Regions from separate parts of the Homo sapiens genome. Here all the other regions are linked to region 1. Evidence: chromatin loops called from intact Hi-C (ENCODE). Cell type or tissue: PC-9. All regions are shown on one strand.

Region 1 (4,000 bases):
ACAACAGCCTCATGGTGCCATATTTTCTTTCAATTTCTTTCCTACTGCTATAGAGAAATACCACGGACTGGGCAATGTATAAAGACAAGAGGTTTATTTGGCTTATAGATGTGGAGACTGGGAAGTCCAGGATCAAAGGGCCACAGCTGGTGAGGTCCTCCTGCTGTTATCCAAGGCAGAAGGAAGGGGAAGCAAGCACTTAAGACAGAGAAAACAGCTGAATTCATCCTTTTTATTGGAAGACCATTCCCAGGAAAACTAAGTCACTCGCCCAATAAGGGCATTGATTTCTTTCTGAGGGCAGATCCCTTATGACCTAGTCATAGCTGTCCCACCTCCCAATACCATTCCACTGACAAATTTCAACATGAGCTTTTGTGGGGACACGCAAGCATAGCACACACATCTACACTATGAGTCAGTATTTCCACTCTTAAGTGTAGGTTTTAAAAGAAGAAAAAAGAATGCATATGTCCAAAAGAAAGATTTCCACAAGAATGTTCACAACAACTTTATTCATAATAGTTGAAGACAGGAATAACATGGATATCCATCAACAAGAGAATGCACAAAAAATTTGTGGTATATTTATGCAATGGAATATTAGTCATAAGAAAGAATGACCTACTGATACAACAATATGAATACACTTCAGAAATACTAATTTTGGAGAAAAATAACTAATAAAATATGATTCCATTTATATGAAGCTGAAGAATAGACAAAGCTAGTCAATGGTGATAAAAACAGAAAAGTTTTTATCTCTGGGATAGAAATTGATTGGAAAGGAGCATGAGGACACTTTCTTGAGTGATGGAAATTTTTTTTATAATCATTTCAGTTACTGTTGCACTGGTGTATGCAATTGTCAAAATGTACCAGGATGTTTTTGTATTAATACTTGTGTTTTACTCTCAATTATACCTTAATAAAAAGTGTTACTAAAAATTAAACAGCTAAACTGCATAAAAGATGGCAGTCATTTACAAATGTATGCTTGTATTCTGTACAGCCCAATTTAAAAATGCATCACACAAAAAGAAGAAAAGACAGGAACACACGTATCTGTGTAAGATATGGAGAATGTGAGAAGTGGTCAGTGACTGAAATAGGCAACATTGAAATTTGGCATCAAATTAAGCTCAACGGATGAGTGGGCTGAAAAACAAGTGAGGATCAATATCAAGGAATGCTTTAGAAAAACAAAAACTTTCTAAAAATATCTTCATATACTGTTGAAATCATTCTGAGAACCATGAGCTGCTATACATTTTATAACTTGGGAAATTGGGCATTCATCAGTCTCACAATTGAACGTTTCTTTTCTTTCTGGCTTTCAACAGATTGGCCAATTGGTGAATTGATTTTTTTGCCCAGCAAGCAGCTTTCTCCCTCTTTGTGAGTGGGGTCCTGGGAGACCCGGCAGTCCCCCTTTGGCAGCCTCACAGAGGGGAGTTGGGCACAGCACAGACACACGGGGTTCCCTGCACGTGGGGTTTGCACTCCCTGTGAAGCCTAGCTATGGACCTCCCAGTCCTGCAGTTAATGGATCCCAACTAAAGAAACCTTGCCTCTAGGTATTCGCTTTACCTGTTAGTGCTAAGGAGGGATACAGGCTGGAGAAAAATAAAATGTTTGCTCAATATTATTCTGTAATATTTTACAAGAAAATCAATTGAGGAGGTCATGGATTTTCATCCAAGCCAAAGTCAAGATAATAGCTGAATTCCTTCCTTAATCTACCCTGAGAGGACTCAAACACTGCTCGATGCCCACAAATACTTAGTAGAGACTTATTTATAGTCTCCTTTTGATAATTCTACTCGTTGATTATCTTCAGGTCTAACGGCACTGTTTGGTGCATCTACTAATATTTTCCTTCTGTAGTTTGTTTACTTAGGTGTTTTAGAAATTGTTGTCAATATTTTTGGCCCTCCAGAGAACACGTGCTTGGTATCCAATGGAATCTAAGCCAAGGTGATGTTATCAGTACGACTTATAAACTTGTAGAATCCCTGATCACTCAAGGAGGTTAAAGCTGTTGCCTGGAGAGACATGCAGGGAAGATGAAGTGCAGCAGAGATGGACTGGACTCAGGGCACAGCCGGCCCCTTTCTTTCGCCTTTTCCTCTGAGGCAGTTGCTCCTCTGTCTGCACCTGCTCTGACACCAAAGCTGCCCAGCCAACATTCTTCAACTGTAGATGTCATTAAAGATTAGAGGGACTTCCCGCCTCTTGCATAGCTGTAGGTAGCCTAGCAATAACTGAAAACTGCTGCAACATCTGCATAATATGGGATCCAAGCCCGAATTTTTCTTAACCCTTTCCCTCCTAGGCTGCTCTCCCAGACTGCCCAGAGTACTTTAGTTCCCAGTGGACCACAGTGCCATCTTGTGGCCAATAAGTGAAGTTTCATCATTGTTTCTTCTGCAATGGCCCAAGGACTGCTGAGAAATGTCTACAGAGCGAGCTGCCAGAATATTCCAGAAGTGCCATCCCGCAGGTTTTATGAGCAGCTTCCCTAAACCCTCATCCCAACACTACTTCTAACCCTGACTATTGCTTTGAGTTACCAATCTTAATATCCCACCCTCATTCTGAATAACTCTTATCACATAGCTCCAGTTATAGTCTAACTTTTTCTCCCTTAAAACTACCATCTAAAGAAAGAGGAACAGAAGGAGAGGAATGAAAGGAAACAATATTTGGTTTTAAATAGTAAGAAAACACAGACGTTGAGGTATAAAGAGATTATTTAATCTGAATGACTAAGGATAAACAAAAATGCCCTCCAAAAATGACAGTGTTACCCCAAAAGCATAGATAAGCAAAAGATGAAGTTAAAAATGTCTATTAATAAAAAGTAAAATTGAAATATATAAAGGAGACCTCTTACAAGGAAATAAGCAATGGTGGAGGGAGCAATACCTAATGCACAAAATAAGGATGAACATAAGTAAGACCAGCAAAGGTGCTGCTACAGGAAATGATCAGCTTGTACAATGCACATCCACTGATCTGAGCAGCAAAGAGGGAAGAGATGATTATGAAAGAGGCAGAGGAGCAGCGGGAGATGAGGACACGCTGGTGCAAAATACTATCATAAGGAAGAAAATCAGCCAGGGGACTGTGGAATGTATGACTTTTCTTTCTCCTGTCTCCTGTGACAGCTGAAGTGGACCATTTTCATTTCCAATGATTTGCTCCTGCACCCTGAGTTAGATGCCCCTGGGATTTGCTGCTCCGCAGGTTCCCATGGATGAACTCCCTCTCCCTCCTTGTTGAGTATGGTCTGAAGGAGAGGTCATCTCTCCCTCCCCTTCAATCCCACAGTACTGGGGATTGGCACAGACTTCTCAATTGGCATTGACCTCTCTCATGGCAGGCTCACATGCCCCCTAACTGTGCCTTTTCATTTCCACTAGACTGAAAGTTAGATGTGGGCAATGGAACTTAACACCTTTATCATAGGATGCATAAGTAACTGCTTTCAAAATTATTGCTGTTTCTTTCACTGCCTTGGGTTACAGCTGAACAGGAAAAAAAGGCACAATTTCTTAATGTGACTTAACCACAAAAACCTTACCAAGTGCAAAAACAATATAACTACCAAGGGATTGCTCTCCTAAGTGGTGAGATGGCAAAATAAAACAAAAAACAAAGAAAATATTATCAAATACTTTAATGGAGACCCAGAATCCCAGTCCCTCTTATACAAACATCATTGCATAGCCTCCCTCTAACCAAGAGACAGATAGAACCATTCCTGTGCCCTGCACCTGGCAGGAAAGCCCTGCTGGAGCCTGTGGGGAGCTGGCGAGGATGAGCCTTGGTGATTCTGCCCCAGAGCAGGGATTCTCAGGGAGCTCCGGACACCTTCCAGGGACTGAGATGGAGAGTGGCCATACTCCGTCTTGGAAAGGAGAATACTGAGGGCCTCTGACCCTCAGTATTCTGACCCTTCTGACCTCTCAGCCTAAAGTAAAAGCAGAGTCATTCC
Region 2 (4,000 bases), 74 kb after region 1:
AGAACCATGAACTGTCATCAGTCTCATATATTAGCCTTTCATTTTGACTTTCAGCAGATTGGCCAATTGGTGAATTCATTTTTTTGCCAAGCAAGCAACCAGCTCCCTTTTGCACCGGGATATGCGCTTCTCCCTTTAGGTGCTAAAGAGGACTACAGGCTACAGGAAAATAAAATGTGTGTTCTATATTATTTTATAATATTTTACAAGAAAAACAAGTTAAGGAACTCATGGATTCTAATCCAAGCCACAGTGATGGTAAGAATTAAGTTCCTTCCTTCATCTATCCTCAGAGGACCTCAAACAGGTACTCAGTAAGAGTCTTACAATCTCTTTGATAATTCTACTAGCTGATTATCTTCAGGTCTAATGGCAGAGTTTGTTGTATTTATTAACATTCTCCCTAACTGGATTGTTCTCTTGTGTGTTTATAACTTTATAACAAAAAAAATGGATTTTCTTGTCCTCCACAGAACACATGCTTGGTATCTAAAGGAACCAAAGCCAAGGTGATGTTATGTATGCTACCTGAGAATCCCAGATCACTCAAGCAGGCTAAAGCTTCCCAGCTGCTTTCTGCTTTTTTCTTCTCTCCTGAAAAGAAAGTGAAATATGAATTTCTTGTTAGAAGCTACCATTCCTTTGCACAATTACCAGAATATTCCAAATTGAGCAAAATAACATTACGTTGTTTGCATTTACACATCCGCACTACAGTGACAGACCCAGCTCACTCTAAGTTTTATGCTGCAGGAGCACACATAGAATGAGATCCCATTGCTGGGAAGTCTGGGAAGAGCTTCAGAAAGGGCAGCTTTTTCTTCTGGTTGAGACACGGGCTTCCATAAGGAGTGCCCACCTCCAGCCTGTGACTGCCCTTTTTGTGCAGAGGGCAGCTGGCTGTGCAGGGCTGCGGATGTGCTGCCACAGTGGTACAGATAGGTCTGGCTGGTGCTGGTGGATGCCAGGATTGGGGAAATGCTCAAGCTTGTTTCAAGAGACACAGTACCCCTCTGTGACATCAACTTTGGTCCTGCTGTGACCACTGCCTGAATAGTGGATAAGCTTCAGCCCCCGTCTTGGGTCTTGTCGATATCAGAACACTGTTCCTAACCTGAGCACATTCCAGGATCATCTCTTTCTTCTGTACAATGTGATATCTTGGCATCTGGGTGATCCCAGCATCAATAGAGCCTGCTGGAGAGGCAGACAGAAAGTGAAGACAAGACTTAAGAAATAGGGGGACTCTGCAGAAGAAAGGACAAAAAAGGCTTGTAGCCCAGACATTGCAAACCCATGACAGGGTTTTGCAGCTGTTTCCAGAACTTATCTGCTCCCAGGAGACAAAGGGTCACACAGAAGAGTTTGGGGTTCATGGTAGGGTCAGAGTGAGGAGGGGCTGGCCCAACTAAGTGCAGTGATCCTCAGGACTGTGAGCTGGGGCTCGGAGGCTGCTCCCTAGGGAATAGTCTGGTGGGCCTGTGGTGTCACCCCCCATGCCTACGGAGTCCAGCTGGTCCAGGGCCTTCTGACTGGTCTCAGGCAGGATCCACCTCCTCTCATGAAGGCTGTTGCCCGGCGAGGTCTGCAGGGAAGATGGGGTGCAGCAGAGACATACTGAGCTTAGGGCACAGCCCGCCCCTAGCTTTCCCACGTTCCTTTGAGGCAGTTGCTCCTCTGCTTGCACCTGCGCTTGACACCAAGGCTGCCAGGCCAAAATTCTTCAACTGTGGATCTCATTAAAGATTAGAGGTATTTCCTGCATCTTGCATAGCTGTAGGTAGCCTAGCAATGACTGAAAACTGCTGCAACATCTGCATAATATTGGATTCCAGCCCTAATTTTTCTTAACCCTTCCCTTCCTAGGCTGCTCTCCCAGGCTCTCCCCAGAGTCCCTTAGATCCCAGTGGACCACAGTGCCATCTTGTGGCCAATACGTGAAGTTTCATCATTGCTTTTGCAATGGCCCAAGGGATGCTGGGAAGTGTCTGCAGAGTGAGTGAGAGACTATTCTAGAAGTGTCATCCTGCAGGTTTTATGAGCAACTTCCCTAAACCCTGATTCCAACACTAGTTCTAACCCTGACTATTGCTTTACTCAAAGCTTAATATCCCACCCTCATTCTAAATAACTCTTATCACATAGCTGCAGTTAGAGTCTAATTAATATTTTCTCCCTTAAAACTATCATATAAAGGGAGTGGGATAGAATGGGAGGAATGGAAGAAAATTGGATTTACTCTTAAGTAGGCAGAACATACAGGAATTGAAGTGCATAGTTATTTCATTTCATTACCAAAGATGAAATACATGTCCCCCAAAATAACAATCAATGTTACCATAAACATAAAGATTAGCAAAAGATTAGGATGATAATGAGATTGCCTTCAAGATGGCATCAAATACGTATTAATAAAAAGTAAAATTTGAATGTAAAAAGTAGGATCTTTTGTAGGCAACAAGTAATCTTGAAGGGAGCAGTATCCAATGTGGAAAATAAGGATGGATAATGAAGACCAGCAACGAGCCTTCCACAGAAAATGATTAACATATACAACGCACATCTGCTGATCTGAGCAGCGGACATGCAAGCAATGATTCTGGAAGAGGCAGTGGAGTGGTGTGAGATGAGGATCCCCTGGTGCAAAATAGTATCATAAGGAAGCAAGGAGAGAGAGGAGGAGGTTTATGAGCAGGAAGGAGGCGATTGTGTCATGCTGTGGTTAAGCTGCTGGCACGGAGATACGCGGCTGAGTCCCCCTGCTCTGTGCGCTGGATCTTCAGAGTAGAGACGGATCCCTCAGGCCTGACTGCAAAGAACCGATCTTTGGGCAGCCCTGAGTCATCTGCCGCACCCGTGCCTTGGAAGTAAATTAGAAACTCTGGGCCCTGCCCCAGGCTTTGTCGGTACCAGTAAAGGGCAGTATGACCTGAAATTGGATCACACCTGAGCTCTACATCTTTTCCCTTCTCTGTGACCTTGTTACTGGGGGTCTGGGAGACTCCAGCACCTGTGTGATCTGCGGAGACACAAGTTGAGAACAGGATGAGGAAAACAGTTGTACTCATCACACACACACACACACACACACATACAGACACACAGAATGAGACTGGTTGGTGTCTGAGGACTCACCTGCCCCCAGGAGGCACAGGGCTGCCCAGCAGAGGAGCCTGGTGCCCATGACAGAGTCAGGGCAGGATGGGAGCTTTACCAGATCAGGGTCACTGTGAGCAGGAGCAGAGGAGGAGGGACGTCCTTGTCCTGACACAGAACAGTACCCACAGTGACATCACTTCCTCTCTCAATCCCCACAACCTCAGGAACACAGGATTTATATTAGAACACACTTGGATGACTGCTTTAGATATTTATTAGCTCCCTTTAAACAACATCAATGCATCGGTCTTCACTTTGTGCTCTAGAGCTGTCTGGAGCTACAGGCCTCATGCTGCATTTCTGAGTTTATCTCCTCACCACACAGGCGCTCCTCTGTCTGCTGGGCATGTTCTCTAGGATGTGCCAACAGCGCCCCCAACACAAGGCACCAAGGGATGAGCTCATTGTCTTTCCTGCAAGTCAGGGTCCCCTATGCCATCCCCATTGATGCCCCAGCCTCCTCCATCCCCCAGTCACACGTGCCCAACGGGGCTGTCCCAACACATGGGTTCCCTCACAAGCTGCACCTCATGCCTTTCTTCTGGGACCACTTCCCACCTTTGTTGACTATAATTCAGAAAAGATACCTTATTGGAAAACTCATAGTCTTTTTTTTTAATTTTTCCACTTGTAAATATATTTTCCTCCATCTCAGTGTTTAATGAATGGGGATTATAATTCCTACTAAATGGTTATTTCTGATCCTCTTTCTTTCATTGATTTTTTCAGTCTATTCCACTAGGAGAGATTTATCTTTTCTTTTTGACAGCTTTTAGAATCATCTATTTGTCACTTATGTTCCACAATCTCATTATAATATAAACATTTATCTTATTTCATA
Region 3 (4,000 bases), 75 kb before region 1:
AAAAAACCCGCAATGTGTACTGCTATGATTTGACTGTGTTCCTAAATAATTTATATATTGAAAACTTGGTTCCCAATGCAGCAGCGTTGAGAGGTAGGACCTTTGGAAGGTGACTGGATCTTAAGGACTCTGCCCTCATAAAGGTTAATCCATTCATGGATTAATGGGTTATAGAAGGAATTAGTTAGTTATGAGGTTGGGTCTGTTATAAAAGCCAGTTTGACCATCTTTCATGAGCCCCCTCATATGTAATGCCCTATGCCACCTGGGGACTCTGCAGAGTCCTCACCAGCAAGAAGGTCCTCACTAGATGTGGGTCCTTGACCTTGGACTTCCCAGCCTCCAGAGCTGTAAGAAACAAATTTCATTTCTTTATAAAATACCCAGTCTCAGGTATTCTGTATGGCAACAGGAAACACACTAAAACATATACCCCTATGTTGGCACAGAGTAGAAGCTCCCGCCACTTGCTAGGAATTAAAAAGTACTGGCTAAGATGTGAGAACTTCCAGTGGGTCTGGAGCCCACAAGTGCAGGAGCTCTCACTGAGCTCAGCAGGGCAGGGGAAAATGTTAGAAAAGAATAGAAGCATCTCTGGGGCTTGGCTAAAGTTGTGTGGCAGCCCCCACCTCCTTCTCCCTATTACATCCTCAAGTGAGATAGGAGGGTTTGGGTACAGAAAGCCAGTAATTCTCCAGGGCTGTGCCTAAGCTGCTGGCACAGAAGTACAGGGCTGAGTCCCCCAGCTCCAAGGAGCTCATGTTCAGTTCAGAATGATAGTCACTGAACTGTTGAGCTGAGAATCGATCAGGGATGCTTCCTTTATCGCTCTGCATCTTTTCATAAAACGAAATGAGGAACTGGGGGTCCTGACCTGGACCCTGCTGGTACCAGTAGACAGTGTCGTGTCTAGGGATAGGATAGCATTTCAGAGTGGCTGTTTCCCTCTTTTCTTTGATCAGATGTCTTGGGGACTGGATGACTCCAGCAGCCACTGAACCTGTGGAGGAAGGAGACAGAAGCTGAAGACTCAGCTCGGGAGAGTTTGACACTTCAGCAACAATTGAACACTGTGGATACAGGGATGTCCCACCTGTACTCAGGACTCACCTGCTCCCAGGAGACAAAGCATGACACGGCAGAGGAGCCTGGTGTTCCAGGCAGAGTCAGGCAGGTCAGGACTAAGCATCTCCCTGCTCAGGTTGCTGGTCTCCTGGGGTGAGAAAGCAGGGCTTTTGCTCCTCCTCACCGTTTTTGGAGGTTTTTACTGTGATGTCACTGTTCTGATGTCATCGTCCTGTAGGCTCCCATAGGCACCCTGTACTCCAGGACTAGCTCAGCTAACTCAGGCTTTCCCCCATCCTGTCCAGCTTCCTGCAGAGCAGGGGAAGCTAGCTGTGCTGAGCGAGAGGGGGCAGGCTTCCGGGCAGACAGCCATCCGCACAGCTTCTGAGATTTTCATCTGAGGCAGATGCTCCTTTATCTCCACCTGGCTTGGGTTATCCAGGCTGCCCTGCTGAAACCCTCATCACACTCCCCATCAAACCTAGGTTGCTAGAGAGGCCACACAAGGCTTCAGTTCATGGCTTCCTGTCATGACAAATACATGTTGCATATCAGTTGATCTGATAAGACTATGATTAACTCTTCCTGTGCCAGCAGTACCTCTGGTTCATCTGGTAATATCCCTGATACAGAGACGAAATCAAGACTGTCTCCCTTAACCCTCTCTCTCTCAGACAGCGCTATCAGTGACCCACTCAGTGGATCCACAGTGCCCCCAAGTGGCCAGTGTGTAGTCACTATGAGGAAGCTCTAAGGACCCTGACTAGGGAGACTGGGTGCTTCCTAAATTAGACCCTCAGGATCTCTCAGGACACAGCACAGCTCTTGCTGATTTCAGGTTTACCTGCCTCAAACTCAAATTTTGCACAGGTTGGTGAGGGAGACATAAAGCAAATGTCTTTTTAAACAAGAAAGAAAAATTTTTCATTTTAATTTAAATTTTAAATTTCATCAAATAATGGTGTAGGAAGGGAGATATCAGCCAGTCATTAAATGCCAGCTGCCATAGGAATGGGGTGAGACCTGGGCAAAGCATTCCCTTTAACCAAAGATAATTCCTGGAGGCAGCTGACAGTGACATGCTATCAGTGAAACAATCATCTAAGCTGGAGAAATAAACACATTAGTCTCATGAAAAGAAACTGCCTACTTATATATCTTTTTTTTTTAATTCTCTAGTCAACTTTTTGTTTTTAGTGAATTGCCTTCTTTATGATTGATGTGTAGGAATTCTTTATAATATGAATCCAGCCCTTTCTCAGATATACATTTATTTTTTCGTAATGTATTTTGAAGAACTTTTTGGGATTTGCATAAAGAACAATTTGCTTTTTTTATGGTTAGAACATTCTTTTGTCCTTAAGAAATCTTTGCCTACCCCATGATCATGAAGAGAGCTTGCTATGTTTTCTTCCAGAAGCTTTCAGTTTCTAGTTTTTCGATTATCTGGGATTTTTTTGTGTCTCTTACTAAATTTTGTTTATGGGAAGGGTCAGCAGTTTTCCTGTAAAGGGTGAAATAATAAATTTTTTAGTTTTGTGCATCATGCAGTATTTGTCTCGACTACTCAATTCTGTCATTGTAGTGCAAAAGCAACCATTGACAATATATACACGAATGACTGTGGCCATGATCCAATAGAACTTCATTTATGTTTACTGAAATTTGAATATCTTAGATTTTTATATGTAACAAAATACTTTTTACTTTTTTTCAATCATTTAAAAGTGTAAAATTTTTGTTAGTTTCTGGGCTGTATGAAAACAGACAAAGGCCAAATTTGGCCCGGAGGCCATAGTTTGCCCACATCTGGTTATGGAGTGAGATAAGGCTAGAGATTCATTATTTTTCCATATTATCCCATTTTTCTAGAACCATTTGCTGAAAAGGCTATTTTATCCTCTTTTTGCTGTTTTTAGTATTTGATCTGGGAATTACATATGCATCTTTGACTTATCAGTTTGCTTGCAAAAATATTCTATTTAACCATAGGATGTCATAAATGTCCTTTTTTAGGTGAAGAAAATTTCTTGTTACTCTTGAGTTTGATAACAGTTTTCTTCAAGAAAGGATATGGAATTTTATCAAATGCTTAAGTTATCTATAGATATGATCATATACTTTTCATATTTTTCATACAGATAAGGTAAATGACATAGTCTGTTTTTTGAATGTCAGACCAACAATGCATTACTGAGATAAACCCTACTTGACCATGTTGTACTATCCCTCTTACATATTGTCAGATTCTCTAGGCTGTAATGGTAAAAGGATCATTGAATCTGTGTTCCTGAGAGATATTAGTCAGCAGCTTTCTTGGAATCTCTTAGTCTCGTTTTGGTATCAGAGTAGTTCTGGCCTCAGAATGAATAGAAAATTATCCCCTGTTCTTCAGTTTCCCCTCAGTCCTGCTTTGGCAGCATCATACCAACTTTGATATATTTTTATATTTGTTCAGTTTAAAATAATTTCTTTTCTGTTGAACATTCTCAAACATTTTATGCATATATAGCAATTTCCTTGAAATAAATTCATTAAATAAAAAACACTCTGGGTCAAGGAGTGTTAGCAGTATTAACTCTTTTGATGTATGCTGCTAAATTACTCATCAAAAACGGTTTTACAATTTACTCTCCCCCCAAAAAAGAAAGATTTGGGCCAGGCGTGGTGGCTTATGCCTGTAACCCCAGCACTTTGGGAGGCCGAGGCAGGTGGATCACCTGAGGTCAGGAGTTCGAGACCAGGCTGCCCAACATGATGAAACCCCGTCACTGCTAAAAATATAAAAACTAGCTGAGCATGGTGGTGGGCACCTGTAATCCTAGCTATTTGGGAGGCTGAGGCAGGAGAATTGCTTGAACCCAGGAGACGGAGGTTGCAGTGAGCCAACACCATGCCACTGCACCCCAGCCTCAGTGACAGATTGAGACTCCGT
Region 4 (4,000 bases), 56 kb before region 1:
CCATTTATATGGAGTTCAAGAATAGACCAAGCTAGTCAGTGGTGATAAAAATAAGAAAAGTTTTGGCCAGGCGCGGTGGCTCATGCCTGTAATCCCAAAAATTTGGGAGGCTGAGGCGGGCAGATTTCAAGGTCAGGAGATCGAGACCATCCTGACTAACACGATGAAACCCCGTCTCTGCTAAAAATACAAACAATTAGCCGGGTGTGGTGGCAAGCATCTATAGTCCCATCTACTCCAAAGGCTGAGGCAGGAGAGTGGCGTGAACCGGGGAGGCAGAGCTTGCAGTGAGCTGAGATCACACCACTGCACTCCAGCCTGGGTGACAGAGTGAGACTCTTGTCTCTAAATAAATAAATAAATACAATTTTTATCTCTGGGATAGAAATTGATTGGAAAGGAGCATGACGACACTTTCCTGCATGACAGAATTTTTTTTATAATCATTTCAGTTACTATTGCACTGGCATATGCATTTGTCAAAATGTACCAGGATGTCCTTGTATTAATATTTCTGTTTTACTCTCTATTATACTTTAATAAAAAGTATTACTAAAAAGTAAACAGCTAAATCATAAAATATGGGATTCACTTACAAATGTATGCTTGTATTCTGCACAGCCCAATTTAAAAATGAATCACACAAAAATAAGAAAAGACAGGAACACACATATCTGTGTAAGTTATGGAGAATGTGAGAAGTGCTTGGTGACTGAAGTGGCAACATTGAAATTTGGCATCAAAATAAGCTCAACTGATGAGTGGGCCGAAAAACAACTAGGATCAAAATCAAGGAAAGCTGTAGACAAACAAAAGCTTTTTACAATATCTTCATATGCTATTGAAATCATTCTGAGAACCATGAGCTGCTACAAATTTCATAACTTGGGAAATTGGGCATTCATCAGTCTCACAATTCAGACTTTCCTTTCATTTTGGCTTTGAACAGATTGGCCAATTTTTGAATTGATTTTTTTGCCCAGCAAGCAGCCTGCTCCCCACTTTGTGAGTGGGGTACTGGGAGACCCGGCACTCCCCCTTTTCAGCCTCACAGACGGGAGTTGGGCACAGCACAGACACACGGAGTTCCCTGCACGTGGGGTTTGAACTCCCTGTGAAGCCCAGCTATGGACCTCCCAGTCCTACAGTTAATGGATCCCAACTAAAGAAACCGTGCCTCTAGGTGTCTGCTTTACCTGTTAGTGCTAAAGAGGGATACAGGCTGGAGAAAAATAAAATGTTTGCTCAATATTATTCTGTAATATTTTACAAGAAAATCAATTGAGGACTTCATGGATTTTCATCCAAGCCAAAGTCATGATAATAGCTGAATTCCTTCCTTAATCTACCCTGAGAGGACTCAGACACTGCTTGATGCCCACAAATACTTAGTAGAGACTTATTTATAGTCTCCTTTGTAAAATTCTACTAGTCTATTATCTTCATCTCTAACGGCACAGTTTGGTGCATCTACTAATATTTTCCTTCAATAGTTTGTTTACTGAGGTGTTTCAGAAATTTTTGTCAATACTTTTTGTCCTCCAGAGAACATGTGCTTGATTTCCAATGGAACCTCAGCCAAGTTGATGTTATCAGTAAGACTTATGAACTTGGAGAATCCCAGATCACTCAAGCAGGTTAAAGCTGTTGCCTGGCCAGACCTGCAGGGAAGATGAGGTGCAGCAGAGACCCACTGGGCTCAGGGCACAGCCTGCCTCTCACTTTTCCCTTTTCCTCTGAGGCAGTTGCTCCTCTGTCTGCACATGCCCCGACACCAAGGCTGCCTGGCCAAAATTCTTCAACTGTAGATCTGATTAAAGATTAGAGGGACTTCCTGCCTCTTGCATAGCTGTAGGTAGCCTAGCAATAACTGAAAACTCCTGCAACATCTGCATAATATTGAATACAAACCCTAATTTTTCTTAACCTTTTCCCTCCTAGGCTGCTCCCCCAGACTGCCCAGAGCCCTTTACATCGCAGTGGACCACACTGCCATCTTGTGGCCAATAAGTGAAGCTTCATCATTGTTTAATTCTGTAATGGCCCAAGGAATGCTGGGAAGTGTCTGCAGAGTGAGCTGCCAGAATATTCCAGAGGTGCCATCCCGCAGGTTTTATGAGCAGCTTCCCTAAACCCTAAGTCCTACATTAGTTCTAACCCTAATTATTGCTTTGAGTTACCAATCTTGATATCCCACCCTCATTCTGAATAACTCTTATCACATAGCTTCAGTTATAGCCAAACTTTTTCTCCCTTAAAACTACCATCTAAAGAAAGAGGAACAGAATGAGAGGAATGAAAGGAAATAATATTTGGTTTTAAATAGTAAGAAGACACAGACGTTGAAGTATAAAGAGATTATTTAATCTGAATCACTAAAGATAAACAAAAACATCCTCCAAAAATGACAATGTTACCCCAAAAGTATAGATCAGCAAAAGATGAAGTCAAATGTCTATTAATAAAAAGTAAAATTGAAATATATAAAACGAGACCTGTTACAAGACAATAAGCAATGGTGGAGGGAGCAGTACCTAATGCAGAAAATAAGGATGGATATAACTAAGAGTAGCAAAGGGACTGCTATAGGAAATGATCACCTTGTACAATGCACATCCACTGATCTGAGCAGCAAACAGGGAAGAGATGACACTGGAAGAGGCAGAGGAGCAGCGGGAGATGAGGACACGCTGATGCAAAATAGTATCATAAGGAAGCAAATCAGCCAGGGGACTGTGGATTAGATGACTTTGCTTTCTCCTGTCTCCCGTGACAGCTGAACTGGACCATTTTCCTCTCCAAGGATTTGCTCCTGCACCTGAAGTTAGATGCCCCTGGGATTTGCTGCTTTTCAGGTTCCCATGGATGAACTCCCTCTCCTTCCTTGTTGACCATGGTCTGAAGGAGAGGTCATCTCTCCCTCCCCTTCAATCCCACAGTACTGGGGATTGGCACAGACTTCTCAATTGGCATTGACCTCTCTCATGGCATGCTCACATGCCCCCTAACTGTGCCTTTTCATTTCCACTAGACTGAAAGTTAGATGTGGGCAATGAAACTTAACACCTTTATCATAAGATACACAAGTAACTGCTTTCAAAATTATTGCTGTTTCTTTCACTGCCTTGGGTTACAGCTGAACAGGAAAAAAAGGCACAATTTCTTAATGTGACTTAACCACAAAAACCTTCCCAAGTGCCAAAAACAATATAACTACCAAGGGATTGCTCTCCTCATTGGCGAGATGGAAAAATAAACCAAAAAAAAAAAAAAAACAAAGAAAATATTGTCAAATACTTTAATGGAGACACAGAAACCCAGTCCCTCTTATACAAACATCACTGTTTGGCCTCCCTCTACCTGAGAGACAGACAGAGCCATTCCTGTGCCCTACACCTGGCAGGAAAGCCCTGCTGGAGCCTGTGGGGAGCTGGTGAGGATGAGCCTTGGTGATTCTGCCCCAGAGCAGGGATTCTCAGGGAACTCTGGACAACTTCCAGGGACTGAGATGGAGAGTGGCCACACTCAGTCCAGGAGAGGAGAATACTGAGGATGTGATCCTTCTGATCTCTCAGCCTAAAGTAAAAGCAGAGTCATTCCTGACTGGTGTGGAGCTGCTTAGTTTCTAAAGCAAAATAGTCCTTGTTTCAGGGTCTGTCAGTGACATAGAAGAATAGCGGGGCTCTATGTGGTTCACAACCCAGAGTTGCTGCTTGGCCATCTCTGTTCCCAATGACTCCAGCATCTGAATATTCCATGTGAGGAAAGATAATTTGTAAATAATGAACTGGTTCAGTGATACCTTTAGGTACATTCAAAATAGTTGTCATGTTCCAGACTGGCATTCTTGAAGGAAACACAGAGCTACAGTGCAAGAGAATTTGGGAGTTGAATGGAAATAGGAACAATTGACGGCCCCTTAGGTGATGGGTTCTAAGAACAAGAGTAGTGGGGAAATAAATTCTGAGCTATATTGGCCTAGCTCAGAAATGGCATAAGA
Region 5 (4,000 bases), 130 kb before region 1:
GATCATTAGAAAAGGAAAATGGGTTTTAAATTGTTTGAAAAAATTAAAATCCAAGCCCACTTGTAATATTTTCTCACTATCCATTTGCCTAATCAGGATTAGGATGAGTTCAATAATAATTTGAGGTGCTAAATAACAATCAGACTGGGAAAATGAAACTTATTATTAGAGTGAATTTCAGGACTGTTTGCAAAAACATGGCTGAAACATGAGCAGAATATTGGAATCCAGATATTAAAAGAAGGCAGTTGAACCAGGTAGAATGTATTATACCATTAGGTCTCATTAAAAATTACATATTCCAGGCCAGGCATGGTGTCTTATGCCTATAATCCCAGCATTTTGGGAGGCCAAGGCAGGAAGATCACTTGAGCCAAGAAGTTTAGGACCAGCCTGGGCAACATAGTGAGACCTGTCCCTACAAAAAATGCAAAAATTAGCTGGGTGTGGTCATGCACACCTATAGTCCCATCTACTAGGGAGCCTGAGGCAGGAGGACTGCTTGAGCCCAGGAAGTCGAGGCTGTAGTGAGCCGTGATCACACTGCCATGGCACTCCAGCCGGGGTGACAGAATGAAACCCTGTCTCAAAAAGAAAAAAAGGCCGGGCACAGTAGCTCACACCTGTAAACCCAGCACTTTGGGAGGCTGAGGCAGGCAGATCACTTGAGGTCAGGAGTTCAAGACCAGCCTGGCCAACATGGTGAAATCCCGTCTCTACTAAAAATACAACAAATAGCCAGGCATGGTGGCAGGCACCTGTAATCCCAGCTACTTGGTAGGCTGAGGCAGGAGAATCGCTTAAACCCAGGAGGCAGAAGTTGCAGTGAGCTGAGATTTTGCCACTGCACTCCAGCCTGGGCGACAGAGCAAGACTTCGTCTCAAAAAAAGAAAAAGAAAAAAGAAAAAAAATAGGAATACATATTCCTATTGCAGCAACTGGAAGTGATCTTAAAAAATGTTCTGTATCGGCTGACAGATATCTATTTATAGTGCTAACTATATTTTTTACATTAAAAACTCAGACCCTATGTGAACAGAAAATTAGCATTAACCTCTGATAATGGACTTAGCTATTCCACTCTAAAATGAGATTGTTTTAAAGTGGTTGGAAATTTATAAATGCTAGACAAAAGCAACCTAAACTCATCACCACCATTACCAACGTCACCACTACCACCATTGCTAGCATCATCATTGAGCATCCTAAAAGCCAGTAGTAAATGCATTTTTATTCACTATTTTTATTTTCATCAGAAAGACTTGTTTCTCTTACTATAAGAAGGGATATAAAGATGTGGCCTCACAGTCAGAGTCACAAACCTTTCAGAGCAGCAAGATAGGCAAGAAGTCTGCTTTATAACCAGGGCAACATACACTTTAAAAAATAAAAATAAATATGAGAAACACATAGTTTGAGTTCTGTTTAAAAAACTTCAGAGATCCCCCAAACCACAAGTATTTTCACCCAAATCTTCTTGGAATACTCTTGTATTTCATGAGTTAATTCTGGTTCTTTATCTCCCCTCCCTTGGGGGAGAAGGCACAGGGAAAGCCTTCCTTTTGGGCAGCTGTGAGTTGAGAGGAGAAGGCTATGGTTTTGCACAGCAAGGGCACGACTGTGAAGCACTGTGTCTTGGCTGCTGGCACAGAAATAAACTCCAGAATCCTCCAGTTCTGCAGGCTGCACCTTCAGAGTAGAATACGTCCCTCCAGTCCTTTCAGCTAAGAATCGATTGTTGGGCATACCGGACTCATCCTGTTTAGACTCTTTCACAAAATGTAACAGAAATTTTATTTCTTTTCCCATAACACGTCGATACCAATAAAGATTATCATGTCCAGAAATTGGGTCACATCTCAGAGTCACAGTCTGGCCCTTCTCTATTACGCTGTGGCTGGGGAACTGAGTAACTCCAGCTTCTATGTGCTCTGTGGGAAGAGACAAAAACAGAATACATGACATGAATAGACTGGGATAGGGTACAGCACAGATATTTAAGTACCTGAAGACTCACTTGCTCCCAGGAGACAAAGGGACACTAAACTGAGAAGCCTGGAAACCATGGCAGGACCCAGGTAAATCACATTTCCAGATGAAGGAGCTTACAAGCATGAGAAAAAGGAAAGCAAATCTGTCTCTTGGCCCTGTAAGATGTGGCCTCCAGTGACATCAGCATATTAGCCAATGTCCACAGTCTCAGGAGCTCCCTCTACGGACATGAAACATAGAAGACCTAGCCAGGGTTCTCTGAAGAAGATTGCCTCTAGAGGGGGCAATGGAGAAAAACTGACATCAATTAAAATCAACCTGTTTATGCATTTGACTAGGTGTTAACCTTATATATACCACTCGTAGCTCCTGAGTCTGATGTCTGGATCCTACCTCATCCCATCTGGCCCTGTCTTCCCTCATGTATCACATCCCCATAGACTGTGGGGCATTTTAATCTACGGTAGCTATTGTTGCTATTGCTAATGATCAATACTTACCTCCAAATTCTCTTTTCCCATTATCTCTCTAATGCACTCCAATCAACATTTTCCCCCCACCACTCTCAAACAGCATGCTCTAAACATGAAAGATTATCCTCAACTTTACTCCACCAACAGCCTTCCAGCTGAAAACCTTAGAGTGGTTCCCAAATCCTCTTTTTCTATCCCACCCTATAGCCAATCCATTAGGAAATTCAACTGGCTCTATCATGAAAATACACTCAGAATCCATCCATTTTTTCATCACCTTCTTTGCTAACCCTCAGGACAAGGCCACCATCATCTTTTTCCTGGATTACTGCAATAGATTCCTAACTGATCTCCCTGCTTTCACCTACTTCTGAACTAGCTCTCAAACTCAGCCCTCTAGAACATGCTAGATCATGTCACTCATCTCCAAATCATCTACTAGCTCCCAGTTTTATTTGGAATAAGAAAACAAAACAACAAAGCACTTAAGGCCATCAAGGTCTTAAATGATCCATCCTGCCCCATTACCGCTTGGAAATAAAGCCTACCACTCCCTTCCTTAATTTTTCAGTCATATGGGCCTCCTCATTGGTCCTAAAATATTTTTTTAGGGTATTTGTACTGGCTCCTCCCTCTGCCTGGAATTCTTTTCCCCCAGATACCTACATGTCTCTTTCCTTCATCTCCTTGAAATCTTTGCTCAAAGGTCACTTCCTCATTGGGCCCTACTCTGAACAATGTATTGTCATTTCAACGCTCCTTACTCTGACAGTCCTGGTCTCCCTCACCTTAGTCTGCCTTTTCTTTTCTGCATTGCAGGTATCACCTGCTAATACACTATATGCCTTACTTATTTGTTTATCTCTGTCTCTCCCTCCCCGCAAAAATGTAAACATCAAGTAGACATGAGTCTTTGTCTTTTTCTTTTTAGTATGTGCACTGAGAACATAAAACAATGCCTTAAATTCTTTCAAGAGGAGGTACTGCTGGAATAAAATCTTGAAAGGAGACTAGACTTTTCCAATGAACTATGGAAGGCACACCCCAGACAGGGGGACATTGAAGTCTCAAAATTATTTTCTTTCATTATAGTTTGAGATGGGTGTCAGATAAAAACATGACAGCAAGGTTTGCAGAAAATATTATAAGAACATGAGTTTCTTGGCCTAGTCTCAGGTTAACTGGACATATTGGAGTGTGTTAATTTTGAGTGGCTGCTATAAAAATTACCACAAAGTTGCTGGTTTACAATGACAGAGATTTATTCTCACAGTTCTGGAAAAGTCCAAAATCAGTATCAATGGACCAAAATCCAGGTGTCATCAGGACCGTATTCCCCCTGGAGGCTATAGGAGAGGATTCGTTCCTTGCCTCTGTTTCTAGTGGCTGCCTCACTCCTTGGCTTGTGTTCACCTCACTCTAATCTCTTCTCCTGTGGTCACATTGCCTTCTCTTCTCCATTTGTGTCTGATCTCCCCCTGGCTATCTCTTATAAGGACACATGTAATTGCATTGAGGGCCACCAGGCTAATCC
Region 6 (4,000 bases), 350 kb before region 1:
GGGAGGAATAGGCTATGTGTGCACATATTTATTTTGGCTTCACTCTCTGCAATCCTAACATGCACAGATATTATATTATCAGATTTATTAAAAACTGAGATTGAACAACTGTTCAATGAAAACTGCTCTTGCGTTGGCTATAGCTATTTTTCATCATATGTTCCAAATGTTCACTGCAAGCAAACTATATTTACCACTTGATTTATCATTTAAATAAATGTTATAAGAGGATTAATTCCATTTTGAAATGATAAAAAACAAAACATTCCCCTATACATATGGTGTATTCAAATGCAAACAAAAAAATGTGCTACAGCCAAAACTGTCAGAAGCAAGAACCCCAACATTAACTTGGAATTGTGTTACTGTAGCATCAGCAACAACAACAAACATATGACATCACTAGGCCCTGATGAAATGGGAAAGTGTTACAAATGCTTTATTTGCTTAAAGCTTATTCTCCCTGTTCAGCCACTTTTACGGCTTTCTTTCCTGGGTTTTCATCTCAAACCGCTCCACCACATCCAACCCAAACTAAGTAATTGTTCTGAATATGAATCCTTCAGAATACAGAGCATGGCAAAGACAGAGGGAAGAGGAGTTTCCAAGGGTGTGCTGGTGTCCTCCAGGCATCTGAAGGTCTTTTGTCCCATTTCAGCAGAATGACATTTTAGCAGCTACCTAGCAGAGTCCCATGCTTAGCTATTATGAATCCTTACTATTATGAATTCGTGGCTTGACTGTGTTTTTTGTGGCTCGTGATCCCTTCAGCCCCTACCTTCCACCCCATGCCATTGTAAATCTCCCAATCTTTGCTGCAGACATAGGGAGTCAAAAAAAAAAAAAAAAAAAAAAAAAAAAAAAAGCCAACATATGTAAGAGTGCCTGCCTGCAGTGCACCAGGCAAAATGCATCTTTCAACAATTTTTAGATATTGTCATCATTATTTTCACTTTATAGATAAGAAAATTGAGAATCAGGGTTTGCTTGAGAGTTCCCAAGCCAGCAAGAAGCAGAGCTGTGAAATGAACCCAAATCCATATGATTCCAAGTCTCTGTGATGTTTCCTATTACTCATATTGCATTTAGAGGATAAATTAGATCTAGTTGGCCCATTAGAGACACATGGAGCAGATTCCAACTTTGATCAGTTCAGGAGTTAATTATGCCTGTCCAGGTCTCAAAATCTGTCTGCCAGGGATGAAGATTATGCAGGCGATCCCTTTGGCTGTCATAGAAGCTTCCTGCCCTCAGAACTGAGCATTTCTGCTTTGATTACCCCAAAATACCTGAATCTCTTGAGCCCTATCCTTTCATCTCCCAGGTAACATGTCTAGCTCTAGTTTCCAATTTCAGATAAACTAAAATCTTTTTTCATCCTTCTATCAGTATCACAGTTTCTCTGAAGCTTTCCCAGGCTTCTGATGTCTCCCGGGGGAGCTGGAGAGTTACCTTTAGTTTACAGGTAAATAATGAGTCATTAAATATATTTACATACCAGGATGTCAGCAGGAATGCAAAGAAGATAACAAGTGCAGAGTATAGCTGGTTCCCAGGGAGGCTGGGGGTGATTCACCACACTCTTAAAAGAAGACTAGCCTCATTTCCTCCCCAGCTCATGGGGTAGGATTCCTCTGCTCTGGCAGCAGATCTCCCAGAGGGAGCAGCCTGACCACATCACTGGCCCAGAAGAGGAGGCGTCTGTCCCCCAGACTAGCTGAAGGAAAGGCTGGCTTGGATGATGCTCTGCTCTCTCCTTGCCCTTCTCCTGGGCACTTTCTTTGGTGGGTGCCCTCCTCTCTGGCAAGCCTCTTTTCTCATCCTCACCCTCACCCCAATCCCGTGAATGCAGAGTCTGAGCTGTTGGTTTGACACTCTTGAGTCTATTCCTGATTGTCTGGAACAGATATGGGAATTTAGCCTTAGGGGCTGATCTGATGATTCTTAGTTCTCTCTATCTCCTGAGAAGGAGTTCGTTCTGTTGGTCTTCCCTGGCCCAGGGATGCTTTGCATCCTTGGCTCCCCCAGTCTACTCCCCATGATGGATTCCAGGTGCCTGTGTCATGCAAGAGCTTGAGCTGCCCCTCTGTCTGGGGAAGGCAAGCCAGGCTGGGGTGCTCCTCTGTAAATGGCACTTTATCTTTCCCACAGGGGTCAGATCTCAGACTATTCATCAATGGCCAGCGACCCTGGTGCAGCCTGTGGGCAGCCCGCTCTCTCTGGAGTGCACTGTGGAGGGAACATCAAACCCCAACCTATACTGGTACCGACAGGCTGCAGGCAGGGGCCTCCAGCTGCTCTTCTACTCCGTTGGTATTGGCCAGATCAGCTCTGAGGTGCCCCAGAATCTCTCAGCCTCCAGACCCCAGGACCGGCAGTTCATCCTGAGTTCTAAGAAGCTCCTTCTCAGTGACTCTGGCTTCTATCTCTGTGCCTGGAGTGTCACACTGAGCTGGGTGGGGCAGACATCTGTGCAAAAACCCCACCCTCTCCTGAGCCCTAACCATACTCCCCAGGGGCCTTCACTTAGGGACTGGGTGGAGGATATTTGTAAGTAGGTTTCTGACTGCTGGCCAATGTGAAAGCAATGGAATAAAGCGAGAATTCTACAAAAGACTCTACTAAGTTCTCAGGGAGAACAAAAAATTGTATGTGTGCAGAACCTGTGATTTGCCTGCACATAGTCAAGTTCTCAATGTATGGATGTCCCGGCCCAGGCTACCATACTCCAGCCCTCAAGGTGTGCTATACCTTGCCTGATTTTCTAGTCTTCCAAATTCTTCTATGTGTGCCGTGGGGAGGGGGTTTGTGCATATATGGCTGAGAGAAAGGATATACCTGTGGCAGGAGGTGAGCTGGTGAACAAACGGGAGGATGCCAACCCAGGTTACTTAATTGGTTAATTTCATCACCTGGAGAGTCTCCTGTCATTGATCTTTCTGCTGAGACTAGAAATTATGGGGAGGCTTAGACCTGAGGCTTTGAGTCAGGCAAAGAGGCAAGATGTTCAGGAGACTGTTCTCATTCGAGGCAGAAGTGTGGTTTTGTTAGTATAGGTAACATGCACTTAGGCCAGACGTGGTAGCTCATGCCTGTAATCCCAGCACTTTGGGAGGCTGAGGCAGGAGGATCACCTGAGGTCAGGAGTTTGAGACCAGCCTGGCCAATATGGTGAAACCTGTCTCTACTAAAAGTACAAAAATTAACCGGGCGTGGTGGCAGGCGTCTGTAATACTAGCTACTTGGGAGGCTGAGGCAAGAGAATCACTTGAACCTGGGAGGTGGAGGTTGCAGTGAGCCAAGATCATGCCACTGCACTCTAGCCTGGGTGACAGAGCGAGACTCTGTCTCAAAAAAAAAAAAAATAAAAATAAGCTTGCACTTAGAAATTTTGGTGATGTTTGAGGTTTTAAAAAATGTCCTGTTGTACTATCTTGTAGCCCTTCCTTTGTAGCAAAGACAGACAGATGGTGATCCAAGAGATACGCAAGAAGAGGACCGTGTGTGTAATGGTTGAGCTCTAAAAAAGAGAAATCACTTGGATGGAAATGAAGGAGAGGAAAAGGCTGATGTGGATGGCTGGGAAGAGGTTCGATGGTTACCTTGGCAACTGAGCTTCCTTCCTCATCCCCATCCCTCCCTAGTCCTTGTTCTTAAAAAGATTTTCTTTCTAATGTCCCTTCCCCTCCACAAGGGGGCACAAGATGTCTTAAAATACTCCATTCCGGGCATCATTTAACCTAGATCAATCCAGACACGTGCATATTTCTAGTATCATTTAATCTGAAGTGGAAAATCTGAGATGTAGACACAGAGTGATCAAGAACATATGGAATAATGCCCAGGGGTCCCTACTGAACTTTAAGGATCACCTATGTATTAAGCAGCTATTATTTGCTGGACACAGTGAGTCATTTTGAGGATTAAAAAGAAAAATAAAATGTACTCGAGATGGTGTTGGGCACAGTCATAGCATGATTTAGTCAAAGCACTTGATTTT
Region 7 (4,000 bases), 84 kb after region 1:
TTTCGTATAGTTGAATTTCTAATTAATTGAAATTTTCCTAATGAAGGCTTTCTATTTTGTGCATCATAAAATGATAATGAATGATTAGATTAATATTTTCTCTAAGTCTTCTCCATGAAGCAGAATTGAACTGTGAATGTGCATCAGTGTACTCAGTGCTTGCAGTTCTGCAAATGACTGCCAGTCATGTGACAGACTGTTTCATAGAAACAGTCAGATATGACACATTTTATACTTCAGACCTTAAACATGTTAGATGCATACAAAGAAGTATTTTAAACATTTAAAAAGAGGAAAATCCAGCCATATATGACAATGTGGATAAACCCACAGGACATTACACTAAGTGAATAAGCCAGGCACAGAAAGGCAAATACCACATGATTCTGCTTATATGATGGAACGTAAATAATTGAAGTAACGGAAGCAAAGGTGAAGGTAATTTCCAAGGGCTGGGGATTGGAGTAAATGGAGAGTTGCTGTCAATGGTATACAATTTCAGTTAAGGAGGATGAATAAGATCTAGAGATTGCCGTACAACCTTTTGCCCGTAGATTACAATACCGTATTGTACATACAAAAATCTGTTAAAAAGATATATTTCATATTACATATTCCTACCACAGTTAAATTAAATGGCTGTCTAAAATGGGACTAGTTAGCCAAAGAAAGAGAAAAAAGTAAATTTGTATAATTTAGAAATCAGTAAACTATTTTTAATAAAGAAAACAATTTAAAAAATAAATGCAAACCTTAACACTCTAAAAAGCAAGAAACATTTTTTCCACTTAATATTTTTTCTTTTCAATTTTATGTCACAGAATACCTTATACAAAGAAGGATCCTCAAAAAGTTTATTGAGTAAAAGAATAAGATTAATTAATGAATGAATAGCAACTATTTATGCTCATTTTCCTCAAGGTATATTACATCAGTTACAGAAAGTCCACAGTGCAGAAAATTTTATTTCTTTTTCTTTCCTACAGTGAAGGATGAATGTAGATGCTTGACCTGGAAGTTCCTTGGGCTTGTCGGGGAAGAGGTTTTAATGACCACATATGAGACATGATCTTTCCCTCCTGCTAACGGGGATCTGAAATGAGGAAGCCAGAGGAGAGGACACATGTACAGAGCAGGGCGGCGTGCAGAGGTGTTGGAGGAACTGACTATAGCCGGTTACTAAACATGAGAACAGGGACAGCTGCTTCCCCCATATGTATAAACAGGTAAAATCATATTTACCCTACCTGATATCAGTGGGCATTAAAGCAGATCACATGTAGAAGCAGCAGGGAGTGCCTGGGAAAGGCCTGTCAGCTCTGCAGGGCCTGAACCCCTCTGTCTGGCAGCACCCACCTCATGGTCATTTCCTGAGTGGGGCAGGAATGTTTCAGGCATTTCCTTGGGAAACCGGCCTTTCCCAGTAACTCTCCCTGCAGGCCACCCCTGCCTGCTCTACCCATTGTCAGACCCCAGGCTCTGCTGCTTCCTGCACCATTCCTGTCCTACACAACCCTGAAATTAAAAGTGGGGCAGGTGGAACACAGTCTCCACATGCCCATATCCCACCTTATTTTTCTCTGACAACCCCTGTCACTTTCTTGGCACTGACTCCCAGCCCTTGCTGCCCCAGCCTCTTCACCCTCCACTGCCCATGCAGAGGCAAAGACATTCTCTCCTTGATGCAAACTGAGGTCCCTGGTGTGCCTACCTTGCCCTGGGCAGTCCCAGGACCTACTCTGAATTCCAACCGCCTCCTGATGCCAGCACGCAGCCAAGCATTCCCTTCAGCCGTCCTCTCCTGGGTCACCCTCCACCCCTCCCCAGGGTTCCCCACAGCTTTGTGGAGCCACAGCACCTCCAAGTGGCCAAAGTTCCAGTCTCATGGATTCACACCTTCTGACCTGATGAGCTCAGCATTGTCTAAGTCAGGAGCAGAGATGCCCCTACACCAACCCCTGCAACCCACACCCTCTCACACACACACTCTCTATTGCTTTCCCAGAAGGGTTGACTTAGGGTGGAACTTCAAATTCACCCTTGGCCAGTGAAAACAAAAGGGCACATCTTGATTGCACAATAAACTGCTGCTACATCATTGCAATGAGTATCCTAAGATGGAAGAGAGGAGCCAGAATTATACAGGCCACAGGGTGAAACAGTGTGAGGATATCAAGCAGATCCAGACTGGAAACACGACATTCCAGAGCTCCCTTTGAATAATCAGAGCCACACCTTTTCACACTTTGTATTTAGACTTTTTTTTTTTTTTTTTTTTTTTTTTGAGACGCTGTTTTGCTCTGTCACCCAGGCTGGAGTGCAGTGGCGCAATCTCAGCTCACTGCAACCTCCACCTCCTGGGTTCAAGCCATTCTCCTGCCTCAGCCTCCTGAGCAGCTGGGACTACAGGTGCCTGTCACCATGCCCAGCTAATTTTTGTATTTTTAGTAGAGACGGAGTTTCACCATGTTGGCCAGGATGGTCTCGATCTCTCGATCTCGTGATCCACCCGCCTCGGCCTCCCAAAGTGCTGGGATTACAGGTGTAAACCACCGCGTCTGGCCTATATTTAGATTTATTATTCCCAGATTTTAGATAGCACATTCTATAAAGAGGATTTTTCAATTTTACAAATTTATTTCTGAATTTTAAAAAATCTTGAAATAAACGACCCTATGAGCTGTATATAACTTAGGCAGATTCAATTGGGTCTGATATTTCCTTTCTTTACCCAGAAGTACCTAGGAGCTCTGCCAATGACCCAACACCTCTTAGTAATGCCACCCTGAGAAACTATTTCCATGCGGCTGAGTCTCCACAGAAAACACACACAAACACACACACAAACACACACACACACACACACACACACACACACACACACAATATCTTGGGTTTTTTTTTTTTTATTTTACTTTAAGTTCTGGGATACATGTGCAGAACGTGCAGGTTTGTTACATAAGTATACATGTGCCTCGGTGGTTTGCTGTACCCATCAACCTGTCATCTAGGCTTTAAGCCCCGCGTGCATTAGGGATTTGTCCTAATGCTCTCCCTCCCCTTCCCCCAACCCCCCGACAGGCCCCGGTGTGTGATGTTCCCCTCCCTATGTCCATGTGTTCTCATTGTTCAACTCCCACTTATGAATGAGAACATGTGGTGTTTGGTTTTCTGTTCCTGCACACACAATATCTTTTACTCAGAAAGGATGATAAGATTCCATTACTGAGCTTAACTAATTTTTATTTCAGTTTTTTAGGTTGATTTCTGAGAAGCATCTTTGATGATGTTCCAGTCTCATCAAATCTCTAAAAATGTGGCTGTGGAAAGTGTGGTTATGCTGAATAATTTGTTTTTTCAGGATCATGAGACTGGATGAATATTACTACAACACAATTTTATTTGCTCCAAAAGAGTATTTGCAAATTCCAGCCTTAGAGTTAGGATACTTTATAGCATTGGTTATCAATTCTGACTATGAAGACACAATTGCTTAGAATATTGCAGAAATTATATGAAAAACTGACACTGTCTCTAAGAATCTTCATTACATTTTAAGAAAGAGGAGTCCCATTGAAGGGAAGATGGTGATTAATGATATTCCAGGATTCTATATAAGTATGCATTAACTTTTTCATTTTACAAACTTCAGATACTATTAATTATAAACTTGGCTTTTCTTATGAAAATAAAGAAAAGAAAGTGATACAGTCCAGGGCTGGGCGCAGTGACTCATGCCTGTAATCCCAGCACTTGGGAGGCTGAGGCGTGGGGATCACTTGAGGTCAGGAGCTTGAGACTAGCTTGGCCATCATGGTGAAACCGTGTCTCTACTAATAATACAAAACAAATTAGCCATGCATGATGGCATGTGCCTGTAATTCCAGCTACTCTCAAGGCTGAGGCATGAGAATAGCTTGAACCGGGGGGATGGAGGTTGCAGTGAGCCAAGATCATGCCACTGCACTCCAGCCCAGGCAACAGAGTGAGACTCTTGTCT

Evidence for each region. Hi-C counts contacts between places; a loop is a spot of excess contacts. Peaks named below come from ENCODE experiments on the same cell type or tissue, not always from the same donor. Only the 100,000 strongest peaks of a DNase experiment are listed, where the experiment ranks them.
Region 2: it touches region 1 in a loop (6-fold over the local background); 3 of 110 quality-filtered maps call a loop at or near these places.
Region 3: a loop joins it to region 1, with 9 times the contacts of the local background. A loop is called at or near these places in 9 of 110 quality-filtered maps.
Region 4: it touches region 1 in a loop (5-fold over the local background); 10 of 110 quality-filtered maps call a loop at or near these places.
Region 5: it touches region 1 in a loop (2.1-fold over the local background); 2 of 110 quality-filtered maps call a loop at or near these places.
Region 6: a loop joins it to region 1, with 7 times the contacts of the local background. A loop is called at or near these places in 8 of 110 quality-filtered maps.
Region 7: a loop joins it to region 1, with 8 times the contacts of the local background. A loop is called at or near these places in 3 of 110 quality-filtered maps.

Annotation. Positions count from the first base shown.
Region 1 is chr7:142,458,046-142,462,045 of GRCh38, reverse strand. It overlaps LOC107986855 (a long non-coding RNA gene), which reads left to right. Exons shown (of 2, transcript XR_001745394.2): 2 at 54-953. It also overlaps TRB. Among named protein-coding and RNA genes, the nearest start is that of MIR11400, 14 kb to the left of the region's middle. In PC-9, a CTCF peak has its summit at 2,379 (motif pointing left); a DNase peak (open chromatin) is centred at 2,245; H3K27ac peaks cover 505 bases.
Region 2 is chr7:142,383,563-142,387,562 of GRCh38, reverse strand. It overlaps TRB, TRBV7-3 and the pseudogene TRBV8-2. Among named protein-coding and RNA genes, the nearest start is that of MIR11400, 89 kb to the left of the region's middle. In PC-9, CTCF peaks have their summits at 1,679 and 1,878 (motif pointing left); a DNase peak (open chromatin) is centred at 1,852.
Region 3 is chr7:142,532,998-142,536,997 of GRCh38, reverse strand. It overlaps TRB and TRBV13. Among named protein-coding and RNA genes, the nearest start is that of MIR11400, 60 kb to the right of the region's middle. In PC-9, CTCF peaks have their summits at 1,578 and 1,783 (motif pointing left); a DNase peak (open chromatin) is centred at 1,737.
Region 4 is chr7:142,514,156-142,518,155 of GRCh38, reverse strand. It overlaps TRB. Among named protein-coding and RNA genes, the nearest start is that of MIR11400, 42 kb to the right of the region's middle. In PC-9, CTCF peaks have their summits at 1,768 and 1,970 (motif pointing left); DNase peaks (open chromatin) are centred at 1,895, 2,852 and 3,285; H3K27ac peaks cover 3,205 bases.
Region 5 is chr7:142,585,994-142,589,993 of GRCh38, reverse strand. It overlaps TRB and TRBV14. Among named protein-coding and RNA genes, the nearest start is that of MIR11400, 110 kb to the right of the region's middle. In PC-9, CTCF peaks have their summits at 2,037 and 2,238 (motif pointing right); a DNase peak (open chromatin) is centred at 2,203; H3K27ac peaks cover 338 bases.
Region 6 is chr7:142,811,029-142,815,028 of GRCh38, reverse strand. It overlaps LOC105375541 (a long non-coding RNA gene), which reads right to left and starts at 832. Exons shown (of 2, transcript XR_001745392.2): 1 at 1-832. It also overlaps TRB and TRBV30. In PC-9, CTCF peaks have their summits at 3,496 and 3,699 (motif pointing right); DNase peaks (open chromatin) are centred at 408, 1,548, 1,978 and 3,698; H3K4me3 peaks cover 940 bases; H3K27ac peaks cover 3,390 bases.
Region 7 is chr7:142,373,946-142,377,945 of GRCh38, reverse strand. It overlaps TRB. Among named protein-coding and RNA genes, the nearest start is that of MIR11400, 99 kb to the left of the region's middle. In PC-9, CTCF peaks have their summits at 1,660 and 1,865 (motif pointing left); DNase peaks (open chromatin) are centred at 2,145 and 3,825; H3K4me3 peaks cover 591 bases; H3K27ac peaks cover 3,305 bases.